Regions from separate parts of the Homo sapiens genome. Here regions 1 and 3 are each linked to region 2. A link is a loop called in an ENCODE intact Hi-C map of the cell type or tissue named here. Cell type or tissue: heart right ventricle. All regions are shown on one strand.

Region 1 (2,500 bases), 53 kb after region 2:
CCAGCTACTATTAACCACTTATTCATTTTAACTAGTTAACATTACAAGATAGCTGGTATTTTATATTCTAATATATAAATTTCAGCTAGCATAAAAGTTTGCAGTTGATGCTTTAATCCTATGCCTAGGAATTTAAAATGATATTTATTATTATTAATGATTAAGTAAGTATATTTCCTGGAAATGACAGTATAATACATACAAATGTTATATGAATATGAACACTGGTTTATGAACTAACAAAATCACTTTCTTCTCTATCGAATCATTTTTATCCATCAAAATATCAGAATATAAATGGAGTATTATTTAAGGAACCATATTTTTAATAGACAGTTTATATGTAGGATCAGAAATATCTGAATTTAGAATATCATTAAAACTCCTTTTGAAAAACATAAAAGGAAAAAAATTACATTTTAGACAAGCATACTAGAAATAAGCAGCAAATTTGCACAACAGCAAATCCTAATTAAAAGCTTTAATTTAATATGTAATTTCTACCTCACCTAGGAATTCAGAGGAGATATATCAATTCCAAAGCTACTTTCAAGACTTATCATCTTTTTATGTTTTTTACGTTTTATCTCTTTCAAGTAGATAAAAAGCAAGACTTGAAAAAGAGCTGCATAATAAAAATCTACAAATATTTCTGAAGTGACAAAACAGCCAATAATAAATTATTTTAAAATTCACTTTAATTCCTCTATTTCCAAAGTATGTGAATACTAAATGTATCTAAGTGTAAGAAAAATATCTTCTAACATAACTATAAATTTATTCTTACCCTCCTTATTATCACCATTCTAGCACACAATGCATTTTTCTACCTCCAAATGTTTTACCACTTTTTAATAATCTCAAGTTATTAGTAGACTTCTCAAGTTGCCATGAGAGTAACGACTTAAAGTCTATTATCTATCTACTTTGTATGAACTGAAGTCAATTCAAAGGTCAAACTTTACTGTATCTTGAGATTCTTTTAGGATTCCTTTTCTGAGAAAATTTCATAAACCATCAATTGCATTTGTGTTATAACTACGACCATTAAAAAAGTCTTAATTTGAAAAAAAAAGTCATTCATTTATGTAAATCTTCTCCTTATTTATATATATTAATGTCTGTCTCAACTACCCCAAACTGGGTTTCAAGAGATGGATTTCCTAAAACTCAGACTTTTGGATCTGGAAAAGACATTAGAGATCATCTACTTCAACCCCTTCATTTTATGGTTGAGGACACTGAGCCCAGAAAAGATAGCTGAGTGACTTTGGGCAAGTTTCCTACCAAGTAGCAGAGCCAGAACCAGAGGCCAGGTCTCCTGACGCCCAGTTAGGAGCCAGGTCTCCTGATTTTTAATCCAAGGATCTTTCCATTACACACACTGACTCTCTATTCTTTGAGGCTGTCTTGGGCTGCTCACACTGATCAAGCTGCCTTGTAAATGACCACACTCACTAAATAAAATGCCCTTGATGACAAGTCATAGGACATTATAGCATACCTGTATAAGCAGACTATACTCTAATTAATCATACTCTTCCTCTGTTTAGAACATTTCAATGGCTTCTCATAGATCATACTGTAAATTATAAGCTCCTTAATATGATTTTCAAAGTAATACATGATCTAGCCCGAACATGTCTCATGAAACTCTCTTCCTCTTTCTTTTCTGTTGAAACTAGACTTGCTTCATTTCTTGCAATGTACCAAGCTCCTTCCTACCTCAACACATGCCCTTCCCTCCTCGCAAAGGCTCTTACCCCATGTTTGGTCTGGCTAGCTATTAATCTTCAGTTCTCAGTTTAAATATACGTTCCCATAAAGAAGATTTCCCAAGCCCTCTGATCCTTTGCCCTACTCCCACCTCAGTTTACATTTTAATTGCAACTTGTATCTTTTAGTGTTTATAACAAGTAATAGATTATATATTCAATTGCTTATTTACTGTGTTTTTTTGCTAATCTAAGCTTTGCAAGAATAGGTACTATGTTTATTCTTAATCACTATCCTCTAGTACCTAGATGACTGTCTGGAACACAATAATGACAATAGTTATTATTTACTGCTTGATTATGTGCCATACCTTCTTCTAAAGGCAATTATCTCATTCAAACCCCCAACAATTCCATAAGGTTGGTTTTATTATGGTATTTATTTTACAGATTATATAACCAAGACACAGTGCAATAAGACACTTGCCCAGTATCACATAATAAGTGGTAAAACCAAGATTTGAATTGAAAGCATTCTTATTCCAGAGTCCACTTTTTTTTACCAATGCTTATGCTGCTTCACACTCAAATGTTTGTTGAAAAAAAGAATAAATTTATGCACAAAATCAAATTAAGTTTCACTGAACTATATAAGTAGAATAATAATAACAACAATATAGTGTTTACTAGGGCCAGATACTGTTCAAAGTACTATACATATTTTAATCATTCACTGCCACAGCAGCCCTAAAAAGTAGTTACTACTATTATTACCACTGTACAGA
Region 2 (2,500 bases):
TTAATACTCATAAAAGTAATATAGCTTTTTTCCCACAAAAATACTCTTATAGTCTTCAATATAGACAAAAACAAGAATAAGGAATGATTTATCAAACACTTAAAGGCAGGCATAGATTCTTTTTCTGATGCAACACGTGACTTTAAGAAATGAAATGGAAAATGCTAATATTTAAAAATCCACACACAAACCTTTTTACTTCAGGTAGACAATGTTTGCCCCTGAAGCAAAATGCTCACCAATGTTCAACAAAACAAAAAAAAATTTGTAGAATTCCTCATCAGGATGATGCATCAAAAGAAGACAGTACCACACAGCAAACACAAACACAGAAAATAAATTTTTTTAAAAGTTATACTCAAACAAATCACACACATTTGCATGCTACACCGCAGATAGCAAACCCTTTTCTTGTTGAGTAGATTCTTTCTCAGAGAAATAGATGAAGCATAGTCACTGGCCTCCAAATCCTATAATTATCCAATAACATAATGATATTGACACAATTATAGCAAGCAAAAAAAGTGTGTATTTTTAAAATACTTCCCCATCCCTTTTTTCGCCATCTCCCAGCTCACCAGAATGTGTATAAATAAAACAAAATAAACAAATTTCTAGGAAAAAAAGTTAACTTGACAATTTCTAAATTGATAGGCCAATGCAAATTACAAATAATAAACTGTACAGCAAGACTAGCAGTAATTTAAGAAAATGGTTAGTTACTTAAAATATCTTAGTAAAAAATGACATAAAAGCATCAATTTCATGATTCATAATTGAAAACTCTTTTTAAGCTTGAAAACAAAGTATAGATTTCTGATCTTAATTTAAATTGTAAAACTTAGCCCCATAAAAACACTCAACATCATTTTAGAAAACGTGGTTAAATTATTTATTTAAATGAACATTTGAAAAATTACTAAATTTACTGTTAGGAAGATTATTGATTAATACAGTCCAATAACTTTTACATTTCGGTGAAACTGAAAATATAAATACTTTCACACCTAGAGCCTTCTATAGCTATATATATTTTTAACTCTACAACTAAAAGTTAATTTCTTATAAAATAATTATTGGGGTCTATTTTGTTTATAGACTGATCAACTACATACTTTTGAATTCAAGAAAATACTTAAGTTCATCTTTTTAACTTAAAGCACAATCCTAAATATTTTAAAGGAATCTAATGAAAATGTTATTGATCTTAATATATCAGAGTAATGAAAAGAAATGTTTCTCTTGTCACTTATACGTCAACATGGTTTGAACAGCAGGGGTCAGAGTGAGTATTATATGTAGACCTTTATGGTTACAACATGCTCTGCAGACCACACAAAAACCTTTGTTATGATACAACATAGAATTCTGTAATCACTTAAAGTATCAGTTTAACTTCAACAATGTGAAAAATCCTTTTAATATACTGATGTATAAAATTTTATGTCAATAAATATCTAGGCTAATTGGTCCAATTGCATCATAATATAAATCAATTGTTCATGTTTCAGATTACATGCCATAATTCTTCACTATCTTAAGTTTGTTAATAGATAATTGAAGAAAATGATATAATTTACAACCTAATTACTATCTATTTTTCCTTCAAATTCTGAATGTGAAATTTTATTGTTAAATATAGATACAAACGGGTGACCTCATGTTAATCATATATCATATTTTCCCATATCCTTAAATAGTTTCAAGAATATTGTCTTTGGATGGCATCTATGGATGACTACAATTTGTTTAAGCTGCTACCAAATATCATAGGTTCCAGCTATTTTTTTAATGTTTCAGTAGACATTCTGGTTCCTATCTCTACTAATTGCCTTTTAATACATTTTTGGAAGCAGAACAACTTAATCAAAGTGTATAAATACTTCTGAGGTCTTTGATATAAAATTGCCTTCCAAAGAAAGCATGCCAATTTCCAATTTTCTTCAGCAATGTATGGAAGATTCTGATACAATATATACTTACCAATACTAACTATATAATTTTCTTAATTTAGCTATTTTTTCATAGCTAAAATCTACCTTTAGTAATAAGGTAGATTTTATTCACATCTAGTAATAAGGTAGATGTGAATAAAATCTACCTTATTACTAAGGGGTCCAACATTTTAACATCTTAATTGGATTTTTATAAGTCTTTTGCAAATAGGTTCTTCATCTCCACTTTTCTATGGTTTTATTTCTGAAAGATTTCAGGATGTAGCGAACACATGATCTAAGAACTGACATTTTACAGAGGAAAAATTATCTCTAAAGAATGTCATAGAGTATAAATAATAGGTTAAACCCTGTATATGGCATAGGAAGTTATCTGCCAAGCATAAAAAAGACAAGAAGCATGACATAAACATATGGAATTAGTTGCTCTCCCTTCTCCCCAGTTCATCGCTTGCACACCTTCCCTCACCCACTGAGGTTTCTTGCCATTAGCTGTTGTGAAAAGAGAACAGTGAGTTGTGAATCAAGATCCTCTGACAAATAAT
Region 3 (2,500 bases), 60 kb after region 2:
TCATGATCCTTTTTTTCACATTTCAAATCACTGCCAAACTTAAATGACTCAACGGTTTGGCTGAAAGTCAATACCTGCAGGTCTTGGATTTAGATTTGGCTAATCCATGAATACGAAACATGAAAAATGGATTCAGCTAGCATGATCAAAATTTGGAGTATGGAGAATTTACCCCATGGTGAAGTAGTTTCCAACTAAAATGATTATATTGTGGTGAAGAAAGATCAAATTAATTTATCTTATTCCCATAAAAAGATCACTATGGAATTTTACCCTCCTTGTAACTTTTTAAAGAAGTGTTTAGTCAATATGGATCAGATGAATTACATCGTAAAGAACAAGCTACACAAAAAGATCATTTCAGTTCTCTTGAATTCATTCAAAAGTGTTCAAAACCACAAGAGATGCCAAGGGGTAACTTTTTAAAAAGGTGGGAAATAAAGTGACTGATGATCCACTAGACTTGAAGAAAGCAGTAGGTTAGGGAGAAAGAAAAACTTTTTTGTATAATGTGCCTAAACACTGAATGATGTTTCCAATAAAGTGTATATAGTCCAAGTATTTTAAAAGCTTGATAAGTAACTTTAGTAACTATTAAACAAAGCCAATCACTTTTAAAAGGGGAGTAAGTACTCAAATACTTCTATGGCTCCTCCAAGCTTTCTCGGTCTACCTAAAATGGATAACCAACCCTTAGGTCTAGGAATCCAGAAAAATAAAACTTCAAGAGAAAAACATGCAGAAACTTAATACTAAATCCTTCAAAGACTGTGTGTGTATATATTTTTTCTTTCTTTCCATAGTAGAAGTGATTCTGGAATAACAATTATGAATATGATGAGACTTGAAATAGCCCAGGAGAAAAAGAAAAAAATAATGACTTTGTAAGTAAAATATCACATGTTTAAAGACTCTGTCTAGTTTGTTGTCCCAGAATCCCAGCTGAAGACATCATAGTTTTGACTCTGAAGAAAAAGTATTCTTCCATGCCACCTAGAGGTGTTCTTTGACTATGACCAAGATGATTTCTGGCTTATCTCTAGGCTTTGCTGACATGTTAGAGAAAATGCATTGCAACATTACATAGAAAAGCAACTGGAAAGACAAAAAACATGAAATGATATACACTTCTGTCGGCTATGAGATTTCACTTAGAAGCCTGAATAATGGATAGAATATTGGAACTGGAATCAGAAGTCCAGGGTCAAATAATAGGTCCACTACCTAACCATTTAGTAGCTACTCTATTCTAGTCATATGAATTTTCCTCTTTGTACCTGTGTTTTCTACTATATACAACGGAGGCTGAAAACTTAAAGATAATTGTGAGGATTAAATATTTGTGCCAATGCTTGGCATATATTTAATATTCGATATGTTTTTTATTAGCAAAATAGAAATGATCACCATCAGAAATGTGCCAAAATAAAACTTCTATTGACCTATCCCAAAACGGAAAGCAATTCTGTGACAAAATAGGAATATTTTATAGAACTCTAAATAATTAAGAAAAGACAAAGGACAACGGGGAGAACAAATAAATGTATTAATGATACAGTAGATAATGGATTATTCCAAGTTTTCTTCATATGGAGAAGAATGCTGCCCCTAAGATGATGATTAATCAGTTAATAGGGAAATGCTATATACCTCTCAAAGTAAGTGTGAGAGGACATCACTACCACCACCCCATCTACACACACAGACTCAACTGTGAACATTGAAAACAATGAATCCTAATCAACCCACAGTCAAAGGTCTCCTCCCTAAAGGTAATCTTTGCTGTCATCTGCAGCATTGTTCCCCACATCTATTCAGTTTCATGTGTTACAGGTGTCAAACACTGAGGAAATAGTTTATTGGTCAATCACGTTACCTTTTAAAATTAAAAATAAACAGTGCTCCAAATCGAATACCCTTCCAAAATCTGGAAAGAGAAAATGCCATTTTCCTAGCTGAACTCAAAGAATAAACCACCCAGGAAAGTTCTAGATATCTCTTTCATCATTGTGAGTTCTTCACTCTTTTGTGATTCATTTTGGCTAATTAATAGTATCTCACAAAATATACATTTTCAACCAATGTCATGGATACAAAATCTTACTCTAAAGGTCTAATCAGAAAATAAAGTCCACAATTTCAACAGAAAGGCAATTTCAGACCTCGTAATGGGACCTCCACCTTGGGTTCAGTAGAGCAACTTATCCACAAATTGAAAAGCACCAAACATAAAGCAAAATGACACTTAATGGTAGTTTATCTAATTCCATAATAAAAATCTTTAAATTGAAAGGAACCTTACAATAACGATATATTCAAACTCCTCGTAATTAATAAGGGGTTGGTAGCCTAAGAGGATATTTTGCCCACAGTAACAAGACTGTTTAGTCATAATTATTAAAAGTATCCTACTCAGCTCTTGTGATCCTTAATTTAGTGTAGTGCTGACTCTCTTTTAGAGATCTCTTTCTTATCCCACAGTCCCATCTTGATTTGTCTT

What was found. Peaks named below come from ENCODE experiments on the same cell type or tissue, not always from the same donor. Only the 100,000 strongest peaks of a DNase experiment are listed, where the experiment ranks them.
Region 1: it touches region 2 in a loop (2.8-fold over the local background); 39 of 110 quality-filtered maps call a loop at or near these places.
Region 3: it touches region 2 in a loop (4-fold over the local background); 39 of 110 quality-filtered maps call a loop at or near these places.

Annotation. Positions count from the first base shown.
Region 1 is chr11:22,676,549-22,679,048 of GRCh38, reverse strand. All of the region lies in intron 2 of GAS2 (growth arrest specific 2), which reads right to left. Among named protein-coding and RNA genes, the nearest start is that of GAS2, 11 kb to the right of the region's middle. In heart right ventricle, no CTCF peak of the experiment used is centred here; no DNase peak of the experiment used is centred here; H3K27ac peaks cover 1,422 bases.
Region 2 is chr11:22,729,301-22,731,800 of GRCh38, reverse strand. The region is part of intron 4 of GAS2 (growth arrest specific 2); the gene reads right to left. Among named protein-coding and RNA genes, the nearest start is that of GAS2, 64 kb to the right of the region's middle. In heart right ventricle, a CTCF peak has its summit at 1,278 (motif pointing right); no DNase peak of the experiment used is centred here.
Region 3 is chr11:22,669,505-22,672,004 of GRCh38, reverse strand. All of the region lies in intron 1 of GAS2 (growth arrest specific 2), which reads right to left. Among named protein-coding and RNA genes, the nearest start is that of GAS2, 4.1 kb to the right of the region's middle. In heart right ventricle, a CTCF peak has its summit at 992; no DNase peak of the experiment used is centred here; H3K27ac peaks cover 891 bases.